7 separate regions of the Homo sapiens genome follow, and all the other regions are linked to region 3. The links are chromatin contacts, found by Hi-C or POLR2A ChIA-PET in ENCODE. All regions are on one chromosome and are shown on one strand. Each heading gives the region's core, a stretch centred on a gene start or an enhancer-like site at or near the end of the contact. The rest is flanking DNA. Distances are from core to core; before and after follow the strand shown.

Region 1 (3,459 bases), core at 953-3,452, 390 kb after region 3:
GCTCCTCACACCTCCTGCTTCTCAGAGGCTAATAATGACAGTGCCTGAGGAAACCGAGGCCAGCTGACCCCGACGAGCCCAGGCTGGGAGTGCGCACAGCAGGGCAGTGGGCCTTCTGGGCTCTTTGGTGGGTTCTGAGTCGCCATCATCTCCGGCCACACAGGCCAGCTCACGGTCCCCGCTCTACTGGCCTGGCCACTCGCAGAAAGAGCCACTCTCAGTGGGATTTCCTGGGTAATTCTCAACTCACCTCAGGGGCGCTCGTGTCACTTATCAGACACTTGCTCTAGGTCTGGTCTGGACCAGGCTCAGGATGTACCAGGCCCTGTCCTCATGTTGCCCAGGGTTTCTCCAGTGGTGGCTGTAACCACCTGTATCAGAACCACCAGAGCACATAAGAATGCAGACACCTGGGCTCCAACTCAGACCTACTGGATCAACCCAGGCCCCATTGTGACCCAGGAATCTGTGTTTTCTACAGGCTGATCTCAGCACTCCATGAATCTGAGAGCCGCTGCTGACTGGGAGGGATAGGGAGCCGATTACAGTCCAGTGAGGTCAGGGCTGAGAAAGGACAGGAAATGCAACCGTGAGAGCCCAGTACTGGCCCCTCACTTGACTGTGGAAACCTGTAAGCCGAGGAGACACCTGAACCAGATTGGGCCGGGCAAAGTAGGGCAGGAGAGGCAGTACATCCCACGCAGCAAAACAGCACATGGTGGCCAGGGGCGGTGGCTCACACCTGTAATCCCAGCACTTTGGGAGGCCGAGGTGGGCGGATCACGAGGTCAGGAGATCAAGACCATCCTGACCAACACGGTGAAACCCCGTCTCTACGAAAAGTACGAAAATTAGCCGGGCGTGCCACTGCACTCCAGCCTGGGCAACAGAGCGAGACTCCGTCTCAAAAAAAAAAAAAAAAAATTAGCTGGGCATGGCGGCTCACGCTTGTAATCTCAGCATTTTGGGAGCCGAGGCAGGTGGATCACCTGAGGCCAGGAGTTCGAGACCAGCCTGCCCAACATGGTAAGACCCGGTCTCTACTAAAAATGCAAAAATTAGCCGGATGCGGTGGTGCGCGCCTGTAGTCACAGCTACTCGGGAGGCTGAGACAGGAGAATCACTTGGACCCAGGAGGCTGAGCAAGATCGTTCCACTGCACTCCAGCCTGGGCCTCAGAGCAAGACCCTGTCTCAAAAAACAAACAAACAGACAAAAACAGCACATGCTAGCGGCAGGAGACAAGAGGCTGAGCCCTCCCAGCCCACCTTACCTGCACTGTAATCCAATCCAGCCAGAGACAGAGTCGGGTAGGAGAGGTGAAGGCGGGTGGGAAGGTGTGGCTGTTCACGCAGGAATGTCTTGGGAAAACTGAGGGGTAGGTGGAAAACCGACTTCTTGTTTGAAATGCTCCCAAGACGCCTCATTAAGTAGCATAGACGTGACTGAATCAATAAATCTTTATTAAATGAATGAAAGGAGGAAGGAGTCCTTAACTGTAGCTAAGCTTCCACTCTTAAGTATCAATTAAGCTTCTCTGTTCAGTCCAGCGTTTAGGGCGCCTACTGCGCGCCCCGCCCCACACACTTTTGACAAAAAGGTCGCCTGCTCTGTGTGACTTGCCCTTTCGCCGGCCAGTATGGGGCAGAGGGAAATAAGCCCCCTCTGCTCTCTGGTCTCAGTTTACTCGTAACTGAAAGTGGGTCGGTTCAAACCCCCTGGAGCTGAGGTTGCCTCTCCTCTTCGAGCACGCGCTATCGGACGCGCAGGTCCCCAAGACCGCGGATCGGCAGGGGGTACCAGGGAAGCCTTCATTCAGGGCGCAGGTCCCAGCCGAACCAAAGCTCCCACCAAAGTTCAACACGCCCCCAAAGCCAGCGCCTGATTGGCCCGCCCTGCCCACAAGCTGAGGCAGCCTCACCTTCTGATTGGCTGTTATGCTCCCTGTTCGGTGCTGGAACCCTCCCCTTCTCTGATTGGCCAGATGCCTACCTGCGCTCGCCCCAGATTGGGCGCCAGCTGGGGCGGCTCGTTGGCTCCCAGGGGCCCCGCTCTCTGATTCGCCGCTCGGGCCAGCCCCCACGGCCTGCACGCTGAATGGCTGCGCCGCTACCTATATTGGCCTCCGATTGGGTGCACGGCGCCTCCCCGGCGTGATAGGTCAGGACCACCGCCCCCCTGGCTCCCCATTGGCTGCTCGAAGAAGCCCGGTCTCCGGGTAAGATGGCAGCGGACGGACAGTGCTCGCTCCCCGCTTCATGGCGGCCGGTGACCCTCACCCACGTCGAATATCCTGCAGGTAAAAGGCGGTCCCGGCTCCAAGGACGCCTTCCCAGGGACGGCCTCTCAGTCCCGGGCGCTCCGGCCTGCTCGAGCCCGCGGAGGGGGCGCCGGGGGACCGGGGTGGGAACTGTCAAATAGTGAACCACGGAGGGGCTCGGCCGGCGCGCGCGCCGCGCAGGCGCAGTGGTGCGAGGATGAGCTGGGCGAAATTGTGAGGCGCTCGCTCGCGCACTCTGCGGCTGCGCGGCCAGGGCGCTCCCCCGGGTCCCGGGGCGCCGGTGGGCTGAAATGGGTTGAGGATCTGTGTGAGGCGAGAAAAGATCCCTGGCCTGGACCTTGGCCCTTCTTCCCCGCCCTCCCCTGTCCCAGAGAGGCCGCACTCCTGTTCCAGCGTGCAGGGAGTGTCTTGTTTCCTTCGAACAGTGCTTTGGGCTGCTTGTAAGAGAAAGAGCTCCCCGTTGCTGGGAGTGTGCAAGCCGAAGCCAGGCTTTTGAGTACTTGTGGTGCCACGCCCTGAGCAGGGCACGATTCCACAACAGAGAGGACCCGATGAGGGGGCGGGCAGCCTCCGGGAACTTGACTTCTGTTGCTTCCCATCAGACACACCTCTCGAAGTGCAGGGCTTTCCAGTTGAGAGGTCCATTAGCGGCGTTCTGGAGGCTGTCTAGTAAGAGTGGCGCAGAGCCTGGGCGTGGGGGTCAGACCCATCTGGGCTCCAGTTGAGGCTGAGGCCTTGTGCAGGTGCCTGCCTCTGCTTAAGTTAATTCATCTCTAAAGTGGGACTGATTACAGTGCTTACCTTCTGGTGATGGTATGAGCATCAAATAGCAGGAGGCACAAGAAGGGCTGAGTACAGTGCCCGGCATGCAGTAAGCGTTCAGTAAATACCTGCAGTTAATGTTATCCCACCTTGCAAGACCCTCCCTGGGTAAGATGGTTGAGTGCCAGGGAAGGCTGGAGCCCCTCATTGAGCCCTGGTTGCCTGGGAAGGGCCTGCTCATGCTGCTGTCTTGCGAGATGTGAGAACCTGGGTCCGCTGAGGGCACCAGGACTGAATGCCAAAGAACGTTGACGCTGGTGTTCTGGGTTGTACTGGGGGTGGTATGGCCCTGCCAGGTCCTGGGCCCTGCCTGCCTGCCTGTCTACCATTCATTCATCCATTCATTCATTCAGTCA
Region 2 (3,383 bases), core at 692-3,191, 440 kb before region 3:
TACAGCACCACTGCACTCCAGCCTGGGTGACAAAGCAAGACTTTCTCAAAATAATAATAATAATAATTTCTGGATTGGGAAATTGAGGCAAATTCTAGGCACTAGAGTCAGAACCAAGACAAGGCTGAATCAGGGGAGTCTAGGGTCCTGAGAGGCACAGGGATGCGGAGCCAGGTATGTATTCAGGCCAGTCGCTTCTCTCTGTGCCTCAATATTCTGGGTACCCTTGGAGGGGCTGAGATCCTGGGGATGCCTGGAGCCTGGCTGCATGGCCTGGCCACCTGATGCCCTTGTGTTCTCCATGGCAGGCCAGCGAGACCGAGGAGAATGGCTCCGACAGCTTCATGCATTCCATGGACCCACAGCTGGAACGGCAAGTGGAGACCATCCGGAATCTTGTGGACTCATACATGGCCATTGTCAACAAGACCGTGAGGGACCTCATGCCCAAGACCATCATGCACCTCATGATTAACAATGTGCGTGCTCCACTGCATGGGGGCAGGGAAATCCTGTGGCACTGGGGATGCAGGTGGCCATGTTGGCCTGGGGGAGATGCCAACCAGCCCTATGGGACCAGGTCCAGGGAGGGAGGCACGGTCCAGACCAGAGCTGTCCAATAGAAATATCATGAGGGGCTGGGCGCGGTGGCTCACACCTGTAATCCCAGCACTTTGGGAGGCCAAGGCAGGTGGATCACGTGAGGTCAGGAGTTTAAGACCAGCCTGGCCAACATGGTGAAACCCCATCTCTACTAAAAATAGAACAATTAGCCAGGTGTGGTAGCGTGAGCCTGTAATTGCAGCTACTCGGGAGGCTGAGGCAGGAGAATCACTTGAACCCAGGAGGCGGAGGTTGCAGTGAACCGAGATCCTGCCACTGCACTCCAGCCTGGCCGACAGAGCGAGACTCCATCTCAAAAAAAAAAAAAAAGAAGAAGAAATATAATGAGGGGCTGTGCACGGTGGCTCATGCCTGTAATCCCAGCACTTTGGGAGGACAAGGCAGGAGGATCACTTGAGCCCAGGAGTTCAAGACCAGCTTGGGCAACACAGTGAGACTTTGTCTCTACACAAAAATTTTAAAGAATAGCGGGGGTTGGCCGGGCGCGGTAGTTCATGCCTGTAATCCCAGCACTTTGGGAGGCCGAGGTGCGCAGATCACCTGAAGTTGGGATTTTGAGACCAGCCTGACCAACATGGAGAAACCCCATCTCTATTAAAAATACAAAATTAGCCGGGCGTGGTGGCACATGCCTGTAATCCCAGCTACTCAGGAGGCTGAGGCAGGAGAATTGCTTGAACCCGGGAGGCGGAGGTTGCGGTGAGCTGAGATTGTGCCATTACACTCCAGCGTGGGTAACAAGAGTGAAACTCCGTCTCAAAAAAAAAAAAAAGAATAGCTGGGGTTGGTGGTAGCACGTGCCTGTAGTCCTAGCTACTGGAGAGGCTGACATTGGAAGATAACTTTGAGCCCAGGAGGTTGAGGCTACAGTGAGTGGTAATCTCCCCACTGTACTCCAGCCTGGTGAAAGAGCGAGACCCTATCTCCAGGAAGAAGAAAAAAAAAAACAACTGAGTAGACAAGAGTTCTGGTGGCATGATAGGTCCTAAGTCCCCTCCCGGTTCTGTGACCTTGGTCAGATGACTTTTCCTGTGGACCTCAGTGTCCTCATCTGAGTGAGAAAAGCGCGGTGGGGAGGTGAATCTTCCAGTCTACGCAGTGTAGGAGCCGCGTCTGAAAAGCCACACCAGCTCACAGTCCCAGCAGGGCCCGGTGGGGCGGCCAGGGCGGCACAGGCATCAGGTCCCCACCTCCTTCCCTCTTTGCCTACTCGCAGACCAAGGAGTTCATCTTCTCGGAGCTGCTGGCCAACCTGTACTCGTGTGGGGACCAGAACACGCTGATGGAGGAGTCGGCGGAGCAGGCACAGCGGCGCGACGAGATGCTGCGCATGTACCACGCACTGAAGGAGGCGCTCAGCATCATCGGCGACATCAACACGACCACCGTCAGCACGCCCATGCCCCCGCCCGTGGACGACTCCTGGCTGCAGGTGCAGAGCGTACCGGCCGGACGCAGGTACCAGGGCCGGCCCCCACGGCCCCAAAGCCCCCCAGCCCGGGGCCCGCGGGAGGAATGCCGGGACCGGGCAGTGGCGCGCCCGCGTCACCGGGGTGGCTCCCACCTGGAGCGAGGGGCGGAGCTTAGAGAGGGCGGGGCTTGTCGCGGGGCGGGGCTTGCCGTGGAGAGCTGGCTGCAAGGCTGGGTGGAGCTGGGGCGTTGGCGCCGCTGGGGGCGGGGCTTAAGCTCCGGCGACCGCCTTAGGGGTGCGGCAGGGAGGGGCTTGCGTGCATGGGCGTGGCCAGCACTGGGCTGGGGCGGGGCCTCTGGGTGGGCGGAGCTGCTCATCTCGCCTCTCCTTGTTCCTCGCTCCCTGTCGCCCTCAGGTCGCCCACGTCCAGCCCCACGCCGCAGCGCCGAGCCCCCGCCGTGCCCCCAGCCCGGCCCGGGTCGCGGGGCCCTGCTCCTGGGCCTCCGCCTGCTGGGTCCGCCCTGGGGGGGGCGCCCCCCGTGCCCTCCAGGCCGGGGGCTTCCCCTGACCCTTTCGGCCCTCCCCCTCAGGTGCCCTCGCGCCCCAACCGCGCCCCGCCCGGGGTCCCCAGGTGAGTAGGGGCTGAATGCGGCTGGAGAGGCTGCCGGACGGGCGTGGCCGGGAGGGAAATGGGGCTGGATTCCAGAGCATCGGACCTGGCCGCCAGAACCGGCCGTTTCTATCCCAGGCAATCGGACTCTGGGTGCCGGAGCCACGCCACGTGTGGCCGAGGGCTGGCGGAGCCTGCCCCCGAGGGAGCGCTGAGTCCCGGAGGTGGTCGTTTCTGGGGAGGGGGCTGTGGGGCTCGTCCCACCTGCCCCCTTCTTTCCAGCACTTGCATGGCGCTTCCCTCTATTTTCACTCTTGGCGGCCGCCCACACGTTGCATTCCTCCTCCTTTCTTCTTCTTGCTGTCCTCCATCCTCCATTCCGTCCAATTCCTCTCCCAGCCCCTGGGGAGCCTACCTTAGGTCTGACTCTGAACCCCGATCTGCTCTGAGTGTGTGGATTTCCTTCAGCTACCCTGATGTCCCCACTTCCCAGCCCTGACTCCTTTGAGCCATCCCAGGGGGTGTCCAGCCACTGGCCCACAGGAGCAGAGGCCAGGCTGTGACTGTGTGACTAGAAAGGTGTGTGATGTGTGTGTGGGCGTGCACACGAGTGTGAGAGTGTAAGCATGGCACCCAGGCCCGGGCTAGGACAGGAGCAGCTGGGGAAGCAGCCTGGGCCGTGGGCAAACTGATGGCTTTTTTCCTCCCCCCAACCACCCCCTCCGCGACTTCTGGCCC
Region 3 (3,479 bases), core at 980-3,479:
CTGTTTTAAGGTAAGGGCTTTGTCAATTGCTACTTGGTTTAGAATCTTGGTTCTGTCACTTGCAACAAAGTTTAGTTTATGCTAGGCACAGTGGGTGGCTCATGCCTGTAGTCCCAGCACTTTGGGAGGCCGAGGTGGGCAGATCACCTGAGGTCGGGAGTTCGAGACCAGCCTGGCCAACATGGTGAAACCCCGTCTCTACTAAAAAATACAAAAATTAGCTTGGCATGGTAGTGGGCGCCTGTAATCCCAGATACTCGGGAGGCTAAGACACTCACCGTGCACTGTCTTGAACATGAAAGATGCTGCTTGAGCTTTAAGAGCTGATAGTGGGCCGAGCTCAGTGGCTCATGCCTGTAATCTCAGCACTTTGGGAGGCAGAGGCAGGTGGATCACCTGAGGTCAGGAGTTTGAGACCAGTCTGGCCAACATGGTGAAAACCTGTCTCTACCAAAAAATACAAAAATTAGCAGGGCGTGGTGACTCACATCTGTAATCCTAGCAACTCAGGATGCTGAGGCAGGAGAATCACTTGAACCCGGGAGGCGGAGGTTGCAGTGAGCTGAGATGGCACCACTGCACTCCAGCCTGGAAGACAGAATGAGACTTGGTCCCCTCCCCCACCAAAAAAAAAAAAAAAAAAAAAGAGCCAATGGTAAAGTGTGAGTTCTGGAAGGCAGAATTCCAACCCCAAGTTCTGGTTAAAAATGTCCAAAGAGAGATTTCAGGTATTTTTTTGTTTTTGTTTTAGAGATAGGGTCTTGCTCTGTCACTCAGGCTTCAGTGCAGTGGCTGCATTGGGGCTCATTGAAGCCTGGAATTCCTGGGCCCAAGCGATCCTCCTGCCTTGGCCTCCCAAAGTGTTGGGATAACAGGAGTGAGCTATTGCATGGCCAGGATTTGAAATTGGCCAGCGTATCACTAAAATCAACAAATGGTACTGGCCGGGCGCAGTGGCTCCCGCCTGTAATCCCAGCACTTTGGGAGGACGAGGTGAGTGGATCACCCCAGGTCAGTAGACCAGCCTGGCCAAGGTGGTGAAACTCCATCTCTACTAAAAATACAAAAATTAGCCGGGCATGGTGGCACGTGCCTGTAGCCCCAGCTACTCGGGAGGCCGAGGCAGGAGAATTGCTTGAACCCGAGAGGCAGAGCTTGCAGTGAGCCAAGATTGCGCCACTGCACTCCAGCCTGGGGGACAGAGCAAGACTCCCGTCTCAAAACAAACAAACAAATGCTACTAATCAGGGTTTTTCTGGCTTTTTATGGTTCATGTCTTGGGGTGCTGGAGGGACAGAATGTGGGGCATCCGCATTACTTGAAAAGTATTATTTAAACAAAATGCTTTGGCCCTCCTTAGTGGTTCAGAACTTTGCCTCTCAAGTAGAACTTGTTGGCCCCTTTCATCTCTATGAACAGAACACCGCCTATCGCTTGGGGCTGTTGTGAGGCCTCGGTGAGATAACCGTGCCATGCGCTGCTGAAACTGGCACTTAACGCTCAGTATGATTCTTGCGGGCGCTGGGCACCGCGGACTAATGTGGTACCTCCCTGCCTTCACAGGACTTCGAGTTTAATGTGGCTTCAGTGTCGTAACCTTTATCATTTCATAACAGAAACGGGTTCAGAGAGGAAGGGTGACTTGCTCAAGGGTACAAGCTTGCTGGGCAGGGCTTGGACTAAAACCCAGGAATGGCCCTGCGCGCGGATTACACAGCCTGGGGCTTCGCACACGAGCCCGAGTTTGAGTCCGATCGGCAGTTCCCCATCTGGCATCCAGAATGGGGTGCCCCCTGCTTTCTCCACGAAGTGGAAGGCGCCGAGAGGCCGGGCGGAATTCGGGGCCCCCATACGAGGCCGGGCCTGCACTTTCGGGGTGGTGGGCGCCCCGCTCCCGGTGCCCCGCGGAGCAGGGAAGCCGCTCGCTCACCACGTGACGCGCCGGCCGGGGGCACCCGCGCCTCCGTGCGACGCCCCGCCCACCGGCCTGCCGCGCGCCAGTGTCCTGGGTCGGGCCGGAGAGGGGAGAGCGGGGGAGGGGACGCGGCGCGGGGGGCGGCCGTGCGTCGCCGCGCGCCTTCCTCCCACCTCTCGCCGGGCCCTGTGTCTCCGCGCCGCGACTCCGCCCCCTCATCCCGCCGCCCAGGCCAATGGCGCCGCGGCGCGAGCCTCCCCGGCCGGAGGCGGAGCATCCGCGCGGGGCCTGGCGCGCCTGCGCCCTGCGCCCGCCCCTCGCCGTAGGAGGAGGTGGAGGAGGAGGCGGCTCGGGAGAGCGAGCAGCGAGCTGGCTGGATCGCCGAGCGCGAGTGAGGGAGCCGAGCCGCCCGCCGCCGCCGCCTCCGCCTCCCCTCCGCGAACAGGAGCCCGGGCCGGGGCCCGGCACGCCGCCCCAGCCCGTCCCTCGGCGTCAGGCCGCGAGGGTAGCGCGCGCGAGCGAGCGAGGGGGAGGGAGAGCGAGCGAGCGCCGGGAGGAGGCGGCCGGACCGAGCGGGCGCCCGCGCGTGTGGCGTGAGGGGAAGCCGCTTGCCCGCCCCCTTCGCCTTCCCTTCTCTCCCCCTCCCCGCTCCCCCCCCGACCGCGGAGCAGCACCATGTCGGCGCCGGCGGCCAAAGTCAGTAAAAAGGAGCTCAACTCCAACCACGACGGGGCCGACGAGACCTCAGGTGAGAGCAGCGAGCCCGGGGGCCGGCCCGCGCCGCCATCTTCGCCGCCCGCCCCGGCCCGCAGGCCGCCGGCGGGGCCCGGGGCGCGCGCGGGGGGCGCCGGGCGGGGGGGCGCGGCGCGGCCGGGCGGGGGCCCGCGGACTCGGCGCCCTTTTTTGTGCGCGGCTGGGCTGGGGGCCTGGGTGGCCCGCGCCGCGGCGGCCGCGCTGCGAGGCGGGGGCGCTGCGGCCTGCTCGGCGCGGGCGGAGGAGACCCCCCCTTCCTCTCCCCCCTCCCTCGCTCTCCTCCCCCTCCCTCCCTCCCGAGAAGCCTCTCTTTATTGTGCTCCGCCATGATGCCTCGCTCCCATCAGCCGCCGCCGCCGCCACATGGTGCGGCCGGACGCGGCCCCGCGCCCGACCTCCCGCGCGGTTCCGCTTCGCGCCCGGCCCGCGGCGGCGCCCCCGGCACCCCCGCCCAGAGGCTGGCCCCGGCGGGGCTTCTGCCTGGAGCTCGGGTGGGGTGGGGGCGCGGGGAACACGCGGGCGGCCGCGCGCTGGGCCTTGGCCGGCCGGGAGGATGCTCTGGCCAGCCCGGGCGCACTCCCCACGTGGGGCGGCCGCCCCGTCGCGCCAGCGTGCGGAGAAACCTGGCGCCGCGACCAGTGTATCGGGGGTCTTGGAAATGGCTAAGAAAGCTGGCCTCTGCCTAGGAGGCTCTCGGCAGGGGGGCTGCCAATCCGGGATGGTTACCGGAAATGAACCGCGCGATCTGGCCCTTTCACACCCACTTAGCTTTGTAGGGGGTTTGTAGTCTTTACAGGACAAAAGGGCACCT
Region 4 (3,396 bases), core at 672-3,171, 500 kb before region 3:
CTCTACTAAAAATACAAAAATTAGCTGGGCATGGTGGCGGGCACCTGTAATCCCAGCTACTCGGGAAGCTAAGGCAGGAGAATTGCTTGGACCCGGGAACCGGAGGTTGCAGTGAGCCAAGATTGCACCATTGCACTCCACTCCAGCCTGGGCGACAGAGCAAAACTCTGTCTCAAAAAAAAAAAAAAAAAAAAAAAAAAAAAAAAAGGAGCAGCATCTTGGAAGGAAGAGCTGAGACTGCTCTCCATATTGGGAAATTGAGACAAGGCCACAGACTTAATGCACAGGGCTAGAGACAACCACTCAGACATCTGGATGGTCAAGAGGCCCAGGCATCGGCCCAGCTTAGCCACTGCTGATGCAGGGCAAATGATTTCCCTTCTTAGCTTCTTCACCTGTCAGATGGCATCTAATCTGAATGTGAGTGAAGTGTGCTGAGTATTGCCCAAAGAGCCAGCACCATGGCCAAGGACACACCTCTGCAATCAGACAGATCTGCATTCAAATTAGCAGCTTAGGGACTTTCACCTCCTGGAGCCTTAGTGTCCTCATGAGTGAACTAGGATGCCAAGAATAGCTCCCTCTCAGGGTGGCTGTGTGGAGTTGAGATTTAGAGCAATGCGCTGCTAGGGAGCTACCACTAAAAGAGACTGAGAAGAGGCCTGGGGCCATCCATACCTTGCAACTGCTGTAAAAGCAAAGCTCTCTGCAGCATGGAGCCGTTGAGGAGGGAGGCTGAGTTGGTGCCCTGGAGATTCAGAAGCGGCTGCTGTGGCTGCTGCGGGGGGAGCCCCCTGTGTGTTGGGAGGGGGTGTCAGAGGGTTATTTGGAAAGTCAGACCTTCCTTCTTCCCCAAGGCTTCTCACCTCCATTCTCTGCCCCACTCTGTGGTAGACAGAGGACCCCTTGGGGCTGGAATTGGTGATCTCCAGGACTCAAACGGGGATGGCACTGGGAAAAAGGATGGGGATCGGGAGCTCCGAGACATGGGTCTGAGTAGCAAGGCTGAAGCCATCGCGCCCGAGAGGGGAACTCACCGGCTGACAGCCATGGGCAACGGGGCCTGTGGTGGGGACTGCTGGAGCAGCTGCTGGAGCTGCAGTAACTGCTGCTGCTGCAATTGCTGCTGCTGGAGCTGCTGCTGCTGTAACTGCTGGAGCTGCTGCTGCTGTTGCTGGAGCTGCTGCTGCTGCTGCTGGCTGAACATGGTGGCTAGGGGCAGAAAGCAGAGTGAGGCAAGGGGTCCCCACCATAAGTCAGGCCTGCTCCCCTCCCATCCACCGCCACTCCCCGCAGCCACAGCCCGCAGAGACTGCTGAGGAGCTTCACAGCTGCATTCCCAGTCCTGCCAAGAGCCTGCCACACTCGCTTGGCCCATCCTTCCAAGTTACCTCCAGTCCTGCTAGGGGCAAGATTCAACCACCCTCCTGCCAATGCCCCCCAGACACTGCCAACAGCCCCTCCTTCAAGTCCCTCCATCTCTCCATTTCTGGCGGCTCCATCCTCCCACCCTCAGCCTCAGCCTCTCTCTGCGCCCATCACTTCCTCACTCACAGCCCCTTTTCAATACCGCAACCCTCTCTGGGCCCCCGGGTGTCAATAACATCGGCACCCGTCCAACCCGGTCACCGTGGTCCTGAGCTCCGTGGGACGGCTTCTCTCCACCACCGCCACCTCCTCGCGCCCCACTCCGCCCGCTCCCACCCCGCCAGCCGCCTCCTCCGCAGACACAGCCAGCTCGCAGGCGGAGCCCCACGACCCAGCCGCCCCCGGCCCCGCACCTCGCCTCCCCGCGCGCCCTCAACGCTCAAGTCGCCCCCACGGATGGGCCGGCCCCGCAGCCCCCACGCCTCGGCCGGGCGGCTCCGGCCCGCGGGCTCCCGGCCTCCCCGCTGCTACTCCGGGGCCTGTGGGCTCGTAAGGCCCAAATGCGGGCGGGGCCGGCCGGGGCAGCGCCCTCTGGGGGACGGGAGGTCCAGGCGCCTCCGGCCGCGCCACCCGAGCCCGCCCAGTGCACAAGTCACGCTGGGGGGCGGCTGCGGGGCGCTAGCAGGTGCGAGGGGGTCCTGGGCGGCTCATACCCTCTGTCCCGCGTCCTCCGCATCGCGAAGGGGAGGCTCGGAGACCAAGGTCCGTCTGCCGCCCGGAAGGGTCAGCCATCCCGCGGGGCATCGAGGGGGACTTCCTTCCTGTTCCCAACCCACCTCCCTGCGGCCGCCGCGGTCCTGCGATCCTGGGGCCCCGCGCGGGGCTGCGGTGAGAGGGGGCGCGCAGTTGGCGGATGTACATTCATTCGAGGGACCCAGGCCAGGCGAGAGGGCGGCCAAGGTCTTACAGTCCGTCAGGAGTTTGCCCACGGAGGGGTGGAGGGAGAGTCCCCCTCCAAGTCTTTTCTCAGTAGATTTGGCTAAGGAAGGAGTAGGTGAGGAGGGTCGAGGCCAATTATCAAAAAATAGCCCTAGGGGCCGGGCGCTTCCGCCTGTAATCTCAGTACTCTGGGAGGCCGAGGCTGGAGGATCAAGACCAGCCTGGGCAAAATGGCGAAATCCCTCTCTACAAAAAATACAAACATTAGCCAGGGTGGTGGCGGGCGTCTGTAGTCCCAGCTACTCGGGAGGCTAAGGCAAGAGGATCACTTGAGCCCGGGAGGCACAGGCTGCAGTGAGCTGAGATCGCGCCACTGCACTCCAGCCTGAGCGACAGAGCAAGAGCTGTCAAAAAAAAAAAAGTAAAAATTTTAAAAAGAAAAGGAGAGGAAAACAGAGCCCTGCTCCCTTATCCTGCACCTAAAATGGTCCTGCCCCCAAGAACCCCCTTAACAACCGCTGTATCCCCCCATCCCCGCGCCGTAACAATCCTTGGCTACTAAGTAGTAATTCTTTTATTTATTTTTTATTTATTTATATTTTTGAGACGGAGTCTCACTCTGTCGCCCAGGCTGAAGTGCAGTGGCACGATCTGGGCTCACCGCAACCTCCGCCTCCTGGGTTCAAGTGGTCCTCCCGCCTCAGCTTCCAGAATACCTGGGACTACAGGCGCGGGCCACCACGCCCGGCTAATTTTTGTATTTTTAATAGAGACGGGGCTTCACCATGTTGGTCAGGCTAGTCTCGAACTCCTGACCTCAAGTGATTCGCCTGCCTTGGCCTCCCAAAGTGCTGGGATTACAGGGGTGAGCCACCTCTCCTGGACTAAGTAGCAATTCCGGCTCCCTTTTCTGTGGCTCCCTGCCTTGTGCGTGTCACAGCCTGGGCGACTCCTCGCCCTGCCTTCCGCGCCGACGTTGGGCGGGCAGGGCGCGCGGGGGCACTGGCGGCGCGCAGACCCGGGCAGGCGGAGCGCGTTGACGGAGGGCGCTCGGGCAGCAGAATTCGCGCGTCCATAAATCACTGCAGT
Region 5 (3,186 bases), core at 355-2,854, 300 kb before region 3:
GGGGTCAGGGGACAGGTGACCTGGGCTCAGCCCCCAGCAGCTCCCAACTGCCCCTCTCCCAAGCAACTCCTGATCCCTGCTTTTGAGGAAATAAACAAATAAAACCCCGCTATCTCCGAAGATTTTTCTTTAATGAAAAGGATTCGTTTTTCCAAATTCTATTTCCAAAGCCGAGGAGATTGCCGGGCTGGAGCGCATCGTTGGTGACGCTTGCCCGTCGGACCCTGGCAGCGGCTGGAGGAGGCTCAGCCCATCGGTCCGTCCGGAGGGGCTTGCGGGAGGGGTTGGTTTGTTTGGGATTTAGGGGTTGGTTGAGGATTTGTTTTGTTTAGGTAGGGAGTATTGGGGTGATAAGTTAGAACAACTGCGAAACGAGTTAGCGGGCGCATTCGGCCGGCCTCTTCTTTCACCCCCGACTTCATGCGGCTTGGGCTGAGGGCGGACCACATTCGGCCCCGCCGCTGCGTGCCGGCTTCGTTCCGGCCGAAATTTGAAAGGAGGAAAAACGACGCGATCGACTGAAGGACCCTGCCGGCCGGGACTGGTCACCCGCAGAGAAGGAAGAAGGACGAGGATGCGGATGGCGGCGCTGGTGGCAGGGACCGGCGTCTCTGTGCGCGCGGGCCGGGACCGCGATCCTCGCGCTGGGGCCAGCCAGCCGCCGCCCCGAGAGGTCTCGCCCGCGCTGAGCCCTGTCCCTGGGGCCCCCGCCCCTGTTGCGCCCGGAGCTCAGCCACAGATGTCCAGCCACAATTCTCGGTTGGCCGCAGACTCGTACAAGAATTGCGTTTGGACAATCAGTGGCGAAGCCCCTGAGTTCAGGGCCCTGGTCTCCTGCGGGGTTCCCCTTCGCTCCTAAAAAGCGCCAGTCCAGGACAGCTCGGAGCTGCGCGTCGGACCACCTAGCAGGCGCTCAGCAGCGGCTGCCCATCCGGCGGTAAGGTGGACTAGCAAGCACGCGGATCCTGACCCTGTGCGGGGATCCCCATCGCCCCTGGCGTGGCTCCTTCGATCGCGGCCCGGAGTCCGCAGAGTGGCCCGCGTTGGGTCTCAGCGCCGCCCCAGGTCGAGGGGGAATCTCCTCTGTCTGGCCTGGGGAACCCCGACTCCCCTCTCCCTGCCCCCAGCCTGGGATCTCCGGGAATCCGGAAGGCAGGAGCCCCAGGCCGGGTCGCGTTTCCGAGCCCGGGGTCCGGGCTGCTGGATTCGTGGGTCCCCCGCCCCCGCCCAGCCCCGCGCACGCACCGGCTCGGGCGCTCTCCGCTTTCCTGTGGCTGAGTCGCGGCCGGGGCGCCTGCGGTGGCGGTGGCGGCGGTGGCCCGGGCGGCGGGGAGTGCTGGAATGCGCCGCCGGGTCACCTGCAGCGCCCGTGGAGCCGGACTGGGAGCCGGCGGGCTGCCGAGGCGCAAGGCTGAACCCGAGCAGGCGCCTCTGGCGGCTCGGGGCCGGGGCGGGCTTTTAGTGGGCCGCTCCAACAATACGGGCCTGGCGCGGAGAAAGGGGCTCGGCTGCAATTGGTACTGGATTTGAATAACGCCACGGGGCCATCAATGGTCATTGTGTCGGCGGGTAATGAATCTCCGCTGTCTCTCGGGCTGGCCAGGCAGCTGCAACCTGCGCTCAGGCAGCTCTTAAAGACATAGCGTGCCCCTCCCCGGGGGCCGCCTCCCCCTCTGCACCGGCCGGACCCCTCGTCCTCCCACCCCCACTCGGCACCCTCAACTCCCGATGCCCCGCCTGCTCCCTCGGCCTGACCCCTTTGCCCATCGCCCCCTCCCTTCTCCTGGGCCAGGCACCAGCATCCCGGCCCTGCTCTCCCGTGGACCTGACTCAGGCCCCGGCCTTGGCTGAGCTCTCCAAGAGCACCCAGGGCACCCCAGAGTCTTTTACGGCCCACCCCCTGTCTCCCAGCTGCATGGAAACCAAAGGCCTCTGGAGCCCCCTCCCTAGGCCCCTGCCCAGGGGCTTCCACTGGAGGGTGAGGGGGAACAGTCTGGAAGTCAGAGGGTCACCCCCTGAGAAGACCATGCTGAAGGATAAAGGAGAAGGGGGTACAGTCCCCACCCCTGGGCTGAGGATGCCATCCCTGGAGACCACACCCCACGCGGGAGCTGGAGCCTGCCCCCTCCCCCGACCAAGGACCAGAGCTTGATTCCCAGGCTCCAGCAGGCTCCTGGGTACCTCGGGGCTAGCAGCAAGGGTGGGGGGAGGGGAGCAGGTGGGTGTGAGAGGGGCGTGGAATCTGTGAATGCTTGTCTTGTCATTGTCTCTTCCATTGGACAGTCCACCCATCCAGGAGAGCAGGGGCTCTGTCCAAGGTCTAATGCGCCCCCAGCCCCACCCCCAGCCTGGTCTGGCAGAGACGGTTCTCAGTCTATTGGGTAAATACATAGCCAGCTTCTCACCCCCAAAGCCCAGCCTGTCTTTCCCAATGAACCTCACACCCTAAAGTGGGAGTGTGTGGCCATTTTTCCCATACAGCCTGCCTTCCATTCACCCCAGAGTTCTCCAAGCACCCAGAATACCCCTGCCTCTGTCCTGGCACACCAAGCTGCCTTGCTCTGAAATGCTCTCCTGTCCTCACAATCTCTGGGTGGCCTTGCCACGTGCCCGGCTGAATTGTGAATATCGGTTTGTCTGAGTCTCCTCCCTAGGACAGGAAACGGGTCCTACGGATCTTTGTGCCTCCAGGGCCTAGTACAGTGCCCTCCCCCCAACCAATCATTAAATATCTGTGGGTGGTTGCACGCATGCCCGGTGACTTTAAAATGAGCCACATAGACTTCTTGGAGTTTCTTATAAAAGTTGAAAGAATGTTGCTTGTGGGAGGTAATTCTTGCAGCCCGGGTTTTACAGGGAGGGAGTCCTGCTAACCAGATCCCAACTCCTGGGAATGCTCCATTTGGTAATAATAACAGCAAAGAGTGTATTGTGTGCCAAGCACTAAGCTCTTTGAAGGTAGTAGCTCACTGATTCCTCACAACAACCCTGGAAAGTAAGTGCTGTTATCAGCCCCATTTTACAGATGAAGAAACTGCAGAGCCCTCCTTCCTTAGGCTCCTCCCTGGAGCTTCCAGCTGGAGAGGGAGGGGGAGCATTCTGGAGGTCACAGGGTCACTCCCTGAGAAGACCATGCTGGAGGATAAGACAGAAGGCATGCAGCCCCAATCCCCAACCTCCAGAGAC
Region 6 (3,569 bases), core at 872-3,371, 260 kb after region 3:
CTGTCTCAAAAAAAAATAAAAAAAAAAATATATCAGCAAAACTAGAACTAGGAGAGCTTTGCTTTTTATTTTAAATCTGAATCAACTGAAAAATCAAATCTGCTTTTCACACCTTGGCTCTTCATGCCCAAGTAGCTGTCTGCTGTGGGGACTGTTCACCCTCCCCATGTCTGTTTCCTCCGTCACTGCTGCTGCACTGTAACAGCTAGGCCATCAGCAATATCAGGAGGTAGAGAGGCAGAAGGAGATTGTCTATCTGTGTAGTGTATGCTTCCAGGAGGGACACAGTGCTGATGGACCCCAAAATCCAAGCATAACTGTAGTTTAGGTCCACTCCACTGTCAAAGATTAAGATCAGAGCTACAGAAATGATCTGCGCAAATATAGATGTCATGGTCCCCTCAAAAGTCTTTTTGGTTCCAGGCCAGCGGATCTCCCCCATGGTGCTACCGAAGATGGAGGCCACAGTATCACCCACACCCACAGCCAGGACACCGGCATAGGGGACGAGGGCCCTGGCTCCTCCCAGGCTACCCTTCTGTGTGCAGGGTCTGGGGATCAGCCAGATGGGAAGAGACATGCCCAGGAGCAGGTAGATGTGTGTCAGAATGAGTGGTCCACTGTCTCGTTCATCCAGAAAAAGGGACAGGAAGCTCCGTAGAGTGTGACCCAAAGGCTTGATGCGGAAGTAGCGCACATACTCCAGGAAGATGAAGACCGCCAGGCATACAGTGGCGGCTACATAGAGCAGTGGCCGGTCAAAGATGATACCTGGGATGTAGGTGGCTACCACAATGAGGTGGAAATACTTTCGGGCGATGGTGGGGGCCTGGTGCTTCTTGGACTCGGAAGATGACCGCTTGGCATTCTGGTACAGCACCACCAGGCAGGCCAAGGTGGCCAGCAGAGACCAATAGGCTAGGAGGTAGATGCGGGTGTCTGTCTGGAAGAGAAACTGAAGAAGCCAGAGCAGGGGATTCCTGCGGATGAGCCGGTGCAGCCAGGGTAGGACCACACCAAGGCTCAGCACACAGGTCATGAGGTGGAAGAAGATGGAGGAGGCCCAGGTGCCTGAGTCCATGAAGACAAACAGAGTGCTGAAGAAAATGCCCATGAGTACCATCCCTACTACCACCACCAGCAGGAAGAAGTCCACTGGGTCCCCCTGACTTTCCACCAGTGTCAGAGAGCGCTTGATGAGCTGGTTGAGGACAAAGCTAATGCCACCCAATACCAGCAGTGCCTCACCAGGGGTGAAGCAGCGGGGCAGCAGGTACAGCAGGATCATGTTGAGATAAACGAAGATCAGAAGGACTTCCAGGACTTCGATCACCTCCCCCACGCTCAACGAGTGCTTCATGATATAAATGATAACACCTCCAGCCAAGCCCAAGATGACACAAGTGTTGGTTGGCACTGGGCGAGTGATGCCGAGCGCCAACACTGATGAGAAGAGGGCCACTGCCATGCCAGTGGCTGCCACCACAATGCCAAAACGCTCAAAGAACGGGTTCCCAGCAGTCTGGCACCGCTCCTTCATGACTAGTCCAAGCAAAGGCATGACCATGGAGGCGGGCAATAGGCCACTGTTTGCGGACATTCGGAACTGGAAGACGGCGCTTCCCTGCTGTAGCAGCCGGTCCCACTTGTATTGGACGTAGAAGGCCTGCACTGCGAGGGCCACGGCGCACCACGAGTATCGGTCCCATACGGTTGCGTGGATGCTCAGCACCACTGCAAACACTACTGCCGCCTCTGCCAGCACCGATCCACTCAGCGGAGCCCCAGGCCCCGGGGCCGGAGATGGGCACTCTCGGGTCATATCTCTAGACCTGGGGCTTCACGGAGGCCGGGGCGACTACGGACGCCCTAGACTTCGGGCCCCTCAGCCCCGTCAAGCAGAGGGAGGCACTTTCACCCGGCCAGCAACCTTCTCCCTCCGTTCTCCAGCAGCGAGGAGGGAACTCCACCGCAGGTCACTTCTGCGGCCTGGGAGCTGGCGCCCGGCCACCCCCCACAGCCTCCAACCTACGGCGTAGACGTCGCCACTCTGCAGCCTTCCTCACAGTTACAGCCGCCCCCGCTGCCGGCTCCTCACCTCTTTGGGCCTCGCCATCTTGGCACCGCCCCGCGGCAACGTCACGTGACGAAATCCCCGCCCACGCTCCGGGTCCGGGGGCGAGCGGTCACGTGGGCATGGCGTCTGGGGGCGGGGTTAGGGCGAGCGGGCGCGCGAAGATGGCGGCGGCCGCCGGCGGGCCGTGTGTGAGGTGCGGAGCGGGTCGAATGGACCGGGGTGGCTGTGAAGCGCGGTGTCAAAGCCGAGCGGAAGCGGGGCGGGAATTGGAGGCGGGATGTGGCGACAGTGGCAGGGCCAACCCCGGCTGGATGGACGGGCACCGAGACGGGAGGCGGTTACGTCCAAACGGTCCCCGCGCGCGGGGATCTGAAGAGTCTTCTTCAGGAGGGGGGCCGGCTCTTCACCCCTTCCCTCCGCGCTCGGCCTCCCATCTCCTCACCCAGGGCCCTTTGCCTTCCTCCTCTCTCACCTCCGACGCGTCTCTTGGCGCCCCACCCGCGCTTCCTTCTCCGGCCGTGACGCTCCCTCGAGCCACGGGGAGCTTTGCGGTCTCCTGGGGTACCCCCCACCCACGTCCCTGCTGCAGGCTCCCAGTGTCCTGCCCCGGCGTCGAGTGCGCCCTGCTGGCTCCCCGACCTCTCCCGCGATCTGTTCTTGTTAGGATTTTGTTTCGCGTTGAGCGGAGCCACGCTTGCGGCTTCTGTCCTCTCCGCGCCTCGTATCGTTCTTTTCTTGCACTGAATCAAGTCAGCCAGCATGTCCAAATCCTCCAAGAGATTTCAGGGATTGAACTAGGCTTTAGGGACAAGAAGATGAAATATTATATACGAAAACTACAATTCTGACAAAGTGCTTTCTAGCGTCAGACCCTGGTGGAGCGCTTCCCAGGAGTTATCTCATTCAATTCTCGCAACTCCGAGAGGCGCCTTCTATTTCACAGATGACTCAGAAGTCCGGCTCAGAGCTAGCCAAGTGATAAAGAGAGCCTTCAAGCTGAAGTCTGCGTACCTCCAGTGCTATAACCAGACCACCACGCCTCCTTCTGTCTTCCACATTGCAGCTCGAAGGTCTTCGTTCTTCCCACCACCCTCCCTCAAAGTTAAACATCCCCGTCTCTTATCCTTCCCTGTGCCAGCAGTGTTTTCCCCACTTTTTTTTTTTTTTTTTTTTTTTTTTTTTTTTGAGACGGAGTCTCGCTCTGTCGCCCAGGCTGGAGTGCAATGGCACGATCTCGGCTCACTGCAAGCTCTGTCTCCCGGGTTCATGCCATTCTCCTGCCTCAGCCTCCCAAGTAGCTGGGGATACAGGCACCCGCCACAACGCCTGGCTAATTTTTTGTATTTTCAGTAGAGACAGGGTTTCACTGTGTTAGCCAGGATGGTCTCGATCTTCTGACCTCATGATCCGCCCGCCTCGACCTCCCAAAGTGCTGGGATTACAGGCATGAGCCACCGTGCCCGGCCCTAACAATATTATTATATAACAAGAT
Region 7 (3,369 bases), core at 682-3,181, 490 kb after region 3:
TCAGAATTTCACAAGACCCATTCCTCACCCCACAGAGGGACTCGGGAGAGCGGAACGTCGGGCTTCCCGGGTCTGACAACTGATTGGAATCGGCTTCCCAGGTCCGGCGCCCTCCTGAGCTGCGCCCCCGGCGCGCCCCGGCGGCCAGGGCGCCCTGCCTCGCCCCCGGCTGCCCGGCACCTCCTCCGGGCAGCAGCCCTCCCTCACGTGGTAGGCTCCTCGCTAAACACCACTGCAATCACTACAATAAAAAGAAAAAAAGGAGTAGGAGAAACACAAAGCATACTTAAATAGGCGCTTTTTCTCTCTGCAAAAATAAAGTCCAAGATTTTAGATTTCTTTTTTTTTTATTTTACAATTTATAAAACATCAGCCGCCTGCCCCCGCTCGCCCCCAGCTCAGCCCCGAGTGGCCCGGCGCCCGCTCGTTCCCTCCTCTCGCCCCTTTGCCGAGTCTTTGTCTGGCCCCAGCCCCGCGGGGCCCCGGGTCCCTGTGCCCTCGGGGGTCCCTAGAAGGCGACAATGGCTCGAGTCCAGGCGCCGAGGCTGGCGAGCGCCTGCTTGGCGCACAGCTGCCCGTTGAGCGGCGGCGGCTGCTCCGAGGAGTCCGGCTGTCGGCTCACCAGCCCCGAGAAGCCGGAGCCAAAGATGGAGATCAAGTTTGAGATGTTGGACGCGTCCGGGGACGAGTCCGGGCAGAAGTCCTCGAAGCGGGCGCGCTTGCAGGGGGCGAACGGGGCGCCCCCGGGGGGCTCGGCCCCCAGCCCGCCCGCATCCTCCTCGTCGTCTTCCTCCTCCTCCTGGCCAGGGTAATACTTGCGCTTGCAGCCGGCGGCGGACGCCAGGCCCGGTCCCGGAGCGCCCTGGCCACAGCAGGGGCAGTGGGCGGAGGCGCAGCAGTCCTGGTGCAAGTAGCCGTTCTCCACCGTGGTCACCACGTGAGTGTCTAGGTCCAGCACGGTGGTCTGGCTGCTGCAGTGCAAGCCGAAGTCCGAAGGGGTAGGGTATGCGCCCCGGTAGAAGCCGGGGGAGGAGGCGGGGGCCGGGGAGGCGGGCGGAGAAGCGGCGGCGGCCGGAGGGGCGGCCCCTGGGGGCGCGGAGCAGGCGGCCGGGGCGCGAGGGTCCCGCGGGCAGAGCGCAGCGGGCGCGGGCGGCGGCAGCGGCAGCGGCAGCGGCGCAGGACCCGGCTGCAGAGGCTCCAAGGGCTGCCCGCGGTGGGGCGCGCCGTGCGGCGGCTGGAGCGCGGCGCACCCGGGCAGCTCCGAGAGCGCCCCCGCGCCGCCCGCGGGCGCTCCGGCCGCCGCCGCCGCCGCGCAGCCCCTGGGCGCCGGGTGCTGGTGCTGGTGCAGCTGCTGCTGGAGGTGCAGCTGGTGGAGCTGGTGGAGCTGGTGCAGCTGGTGCCGGGCGGCCGGCTCGCGCGCCTCCGCGTCCCCGCCGCCGCCAAGTTGGAGCGGGCCGAAGTCGGCCGCGCTGGCCGGCATGCCCGGCGCCGCGTACGCTAGGTGCTGGTGCTGGTGGTGGGGCGGCTGCTGCTGTTGCTGCTGCTGCTGGCGCCGGTAGAGCTCGGCGTAGCGCTCGCTCAGGTAGAGCTGGCGCGCGTTGCGGAGCACGTAGGACACCAGGAGGTTCTTGTGCAGCTTGATGCCGCCGCGCTGGGTTCGGGAGCTGTGGATCTTGCGCAGGGAGATGCTGATCAGGCTCTGGGCGTCCAGGGCGCACTCCATGCTCCCGCGGAGACGGCGGCGGAGCAGCCGCCGCCGCTGCTGCTGTTAACGCTTCTGCTGTTTCTGCCTCCAGCCGGCCGCCGGGGCGCGCCGGGCAGGGGTAACGGAGTCCGGGTCAGAGGTTCGGCTGCGCTCCGAAAGGAGCCGCCACCATGCGCCGCGCGCCACCCGCGGGCTCGCGCTCCCCAGACGGCGCCAAAGCAATGAGTCTCGGCCGGCCCCGGCCCCAGCTATTTAGCCGGGTGCCCGGGCCCCGCCCCACATGAGAAGAGCCAATAGGAGCTCTGAGAGTCTCCTGAGTGACAGGCGCAGCCCGCCCCGGGGCTACTCGGCTGGCCAATCAGACCAAGGCGGTTCCTTTGTGCTATTCAAATACCGAACGGACCCCGGGCCTCCAACGCCGCTGCTGCCTCGAATGTTCTCCTGGGGCTGCCGCGCCGCGCGGGACTCGGAGCCGCCGGGGCCGCAGTCTGCAGCATAGGTCGCCTGGCAGCGGCCACGTTGAAGCCCGCGGCTGCCCTCGCCTTAGGTCCCGGGAGCCGGGGGTCGGCTCACCTGAGTGCTGCGGCGACGGCTCCTCCCCTTTCCGCACGGCTGGGCCTCACCTGCGGCAGGTGCGCGCCGCTCATCGCTCCCCCAGCGGCGCGGCGCCTCCACCTGCGCACCTGTCGCCCCCCCGAGTGACCCGCGGGAGTCAAGGCCTCTCTACAGGAGGCTGGTGGAGCCGCCGGCTTGACACTGGGGAACATCAAAGGAGCGAGGTTTTGGGGGTACCCTCTACCGCAGAGAATGTAGGGCCTGACTCCTTGACTTTTTGGTCGAGGGGCCTCTGGGAATGCTTGCGGAAGGGAAGTCCTCCCCATTTGTCTGACAGGAAAAACCAAAACATCGTGAATTTTGACCTTCTCTGATGGAGAGAGTTCCGAGGCCAGGCATGACCCAGGGAGTGTGTGGACCTCGCGACCAGCTGAGGCTCAAAAGCGTCCTGGGAGCCGAAACGCTGAGTGCCCTAATCACCAGCTCTGTAACCTTTCCTTTCGTGCCTAACTAATAATAATGACAATAGGGACTATTATTATGGGCCTAATATGGGGCAGGCCCTTCCCAGCAACTCCCCAATGCCTCACTCTAACGTTTGTAGAGGAGGGGCCTGAGGCTCGGAGGAGTGGAGTGACTTGGGGAACCACACAGTTCCCAGGGGGCGGAGCTAGGAGCTGGGACAGGACCCTGCGCTCGAGACGGGAGGTGAATACCAAAGGCCCGGGGACTCACCGACTTAACTTCTGTTGACACAGCTTTCCTTCTTATCCTGAACCCTTCAGGTCCCAGCTGGGGACTGAGACAGTGGGAGAAGAGAGGGACAGGATTGCTGATTCCTGGGGGCGCTCTATCTGGACCAAGAGGCCTGAAGGGGGCTGGTTGCTGCTCCCAGGGGTTTCAAAGGTGCCTGGGGTGGGGGCTGCCCAGACAGCTCTGGAGGCTCTTGGAAATGGTCTGGAGGTTTGCCTGAGGAGGGTCCATGAGTGGATCCCTGAAGGATGAACGAGGTCTGCAGAGTCTCCCAGAGATAGGTGGACCTTGTGGGGCTGGACTCAGGGGGGAGGCCCATGACCAGACGTCCTGCTGCTTCACCGCCTCCTCAGGGG

Evidence for each region. Hi-C counts contacts between places; a loop is a spot of excess contacts on that map. ChIA-PET counts read pairs that join two places held with the same protein, here RNA polymerase II (POLR2A). Pooled maps may share reads with other maps.
Region 1: a loop to region 3 is called in a pooled map, with 10 times the contacts of the local background. The contact joins the promoter of DOLPP1 here to the promoter of SET in region 3. A Hi-C loop is called at or near these places in 4 of 37 single-sample maps with no recorded cell type and 10 of 50 pooled maps. POLR2A ChIA-PET finds 5 or more read pairs at or near these places in 4 of 52 experiments (CD8-positive, alpha-beta memory T cell, GM10248, HEK293T and 1 more).
Region 2: a map of K562 shows a loop between it and region 3 (2.6-fold over the local background). The contact joins the enhancer-like site here to the promoter of SET in region 3. A Hi-C loop is called at or near these places in 1 of 168 maps with a recorded cell type or tissue (K562) and 6 of 50 pooled maps. POLR2A ChIA-PET finds 5 or more read pairs at or near these places in 2 of 52 experiments (K562 and OCI-LY7).
Region 4: a map of K562 shows a loop between it and region 3 (5-fold over the local background). The contact joins the promoter of CIZ1 here to the promoter of SET in region 3. A Hi-C loop is called at or near these places in 1 of 168 maps with a recorded cell type or tissue (K562) and 6 of 50 pooled maps. POLR2A ChIA-PET finds 5 or more read pairs at or near these places in 1 of 52 experiments (Caco-2).
Region 5: POLR2A ChIA-PET joins it to region 3 with 10 read pairs in WTC11. The contact joins the promoter of MIR219A2HG here to the promoter of SET in region 3. A Hi-C loop is called at or near these places in 1 of 50 pooled maps. POLR2A ChIA-PET finds 5 or more read pairs at or near these places in 2 of 52 experiments (BJ and WTC11).
Region 6: a loop to region 3 is called in a map of heart right ventricle, with 2.3 times the contacts of the local background. The contact joins the promoter of DOLK here to the promoter of SET in region 3. A Hi-C loop is called at or near these places in 3 of 168 maps with a recorded cell type or tissue (B cell, heart right ventricle and naive thymus-derived CD4-positive, alpha-beta T cell), 7 of 37 single-sample maps with no recorded cell type and 16 of 50 pooled maps. POLR2A ChIA-PET finds 5 or more read pairs at or near these places in 7 of 52 experiments (A549, B cell, HCT116 and 4 more).
Region 7: a pooled map shows a loop between it and region 3 (9-fold over the local background). The contact joins the promoter of IER5L here to the promoter of SET in region 3. A Hi-C loop is called at or near these places in 5 of 50 pooled maps. POLR2A ChIA-PET finds 5 or more read pairs at or near these places in 2 of 52 experiments (OCI-LY7 and activated B cell).

Annotation. Positions count from the first base shown.
Region 1 is chr9:129,078,909-129,082,367 of GRCh38, forward strand. DOLPP1 (dolichyldiphosphatase 1) reads left to right here and starts at 2,203. Exons shown (of 8, transcript NM_020438.5): 1 at 2,203-2,299. The coding sequence starts at 2,224. RefSeq lists a silencer at 1,901-2,630.
Region 2 is chr9:128,248,275-128,251,657 of GRCh38, forward strand. DNM1 (dynamin 1) reads left to right here. Exons shown (of 22, transcript NM_004408.4): 19 at 309-479; 20 at 1,841-2,082; 21 at 2,451-2,666. Among named protein-coding and RNA genes, the nearest start is that of MIR3154, 4.9 kb to the left of the region's middle. RefSeq lists an enhancer at 1,713-1,852 and silencers at 2,023-2,522, 2,533-2,622. Within about 2 kb of position 1,942, at least 9 of the 41 ENCODE cell types and tissues checked have a DNase peak (open chromatin) inside an H3K27ac peak, as active enhancers do.
Region 3 is chr9:128,686,993-128,690,471 of GRCh38, forward strand. It overlaps SET (SET nuclear proto-oncogene), which reads left to right and starts at 2,230. Exons shown (of 8, transcript NM_003011.4): 1 at 2,230-2,663. The coding sequence starts at 2,591. RefSeq lists an enhancer at 527-1,403 and silencers at 1,690-2,599, 2,980-3,099.
Region 4 is chr9:128,189,651-128,193,046 of GRCh38, forward strand. CIZ1 (CDKN1A interacting zinc finger protein 1) reads right to left here and starts at 1,922. Exons shown (of 17, transcript NM_001131016.2): 1 at 1,782-1,922; 2 at 1,038-1,212; 3 at 679-794. The coding sequence starts at 1,207. RefSeq lists silencers at 1,678-2,117, 1,905-2,072 and an enhancer at 2,960-3,396.
Region 5 is chr9:128,391,897-128,395,082 of GRCh38, forward strand. It overlaps MIR219A2HG (MIR219A2 host gene), which reads right to left and starts at 1,605. Exons shown (of 1, transcript NR_186569.1): 1 at 115-1,605. It overlaps MIR219A2 (microRNA 219a-2), which reads right to left and starts at 818; the gene lies at 722-818. MIR219B (microRNA 219b) reads left to right here and starts at 725; the gene lies at 725-812. It overlaps URM1 (ubiquitin related modifier 1), which reads left to right. Exons shown (of 5, transcript NM_030914.4): 5 at 1-120. RefSeq lists an enhancer at 1,138-1,843.
Region 6 is chr9:128,945,482-128,949,050 of GRCh38, forward strand. It overlaps DOLK (dolichol kinase), which reads right to left and starts at 2,122. Exons shown (of 1, transcript NM_014908.4): 1 at 49-2,122. The coding sequence starts at 1,822. The coding sequence ends at 206. NUP188 (nucleoporin 188) reads left to right here and starts at 2,218. Exons shown (of 44, transcript NM_015354.3): 1 at 2,218-2,270. The coding sequence starts at 2,239. RefSeq lists enhancers at 882-1,444, 1,445-2,006, 1,868-1,937, 2,007-2,568, 2,288-2,337.
Region 7 is chr9:129,176,330-129,179,698 of GRCh38, forward strand. It overlaps IER5L (immediate early response 5 like), which reads right to left and starts at 1,932. Exons shown (of 1, transcript NM_203434.3): 1 at 1-1,932. The coding sequence starts at 1,723. The coding sequence ends at 509. RefSeq lists silencers at 87-236, 1,187-1,526, 1,757-2,136 and enhancers at 1,861-2,155, 1,893-2,816, 2,817-3,369.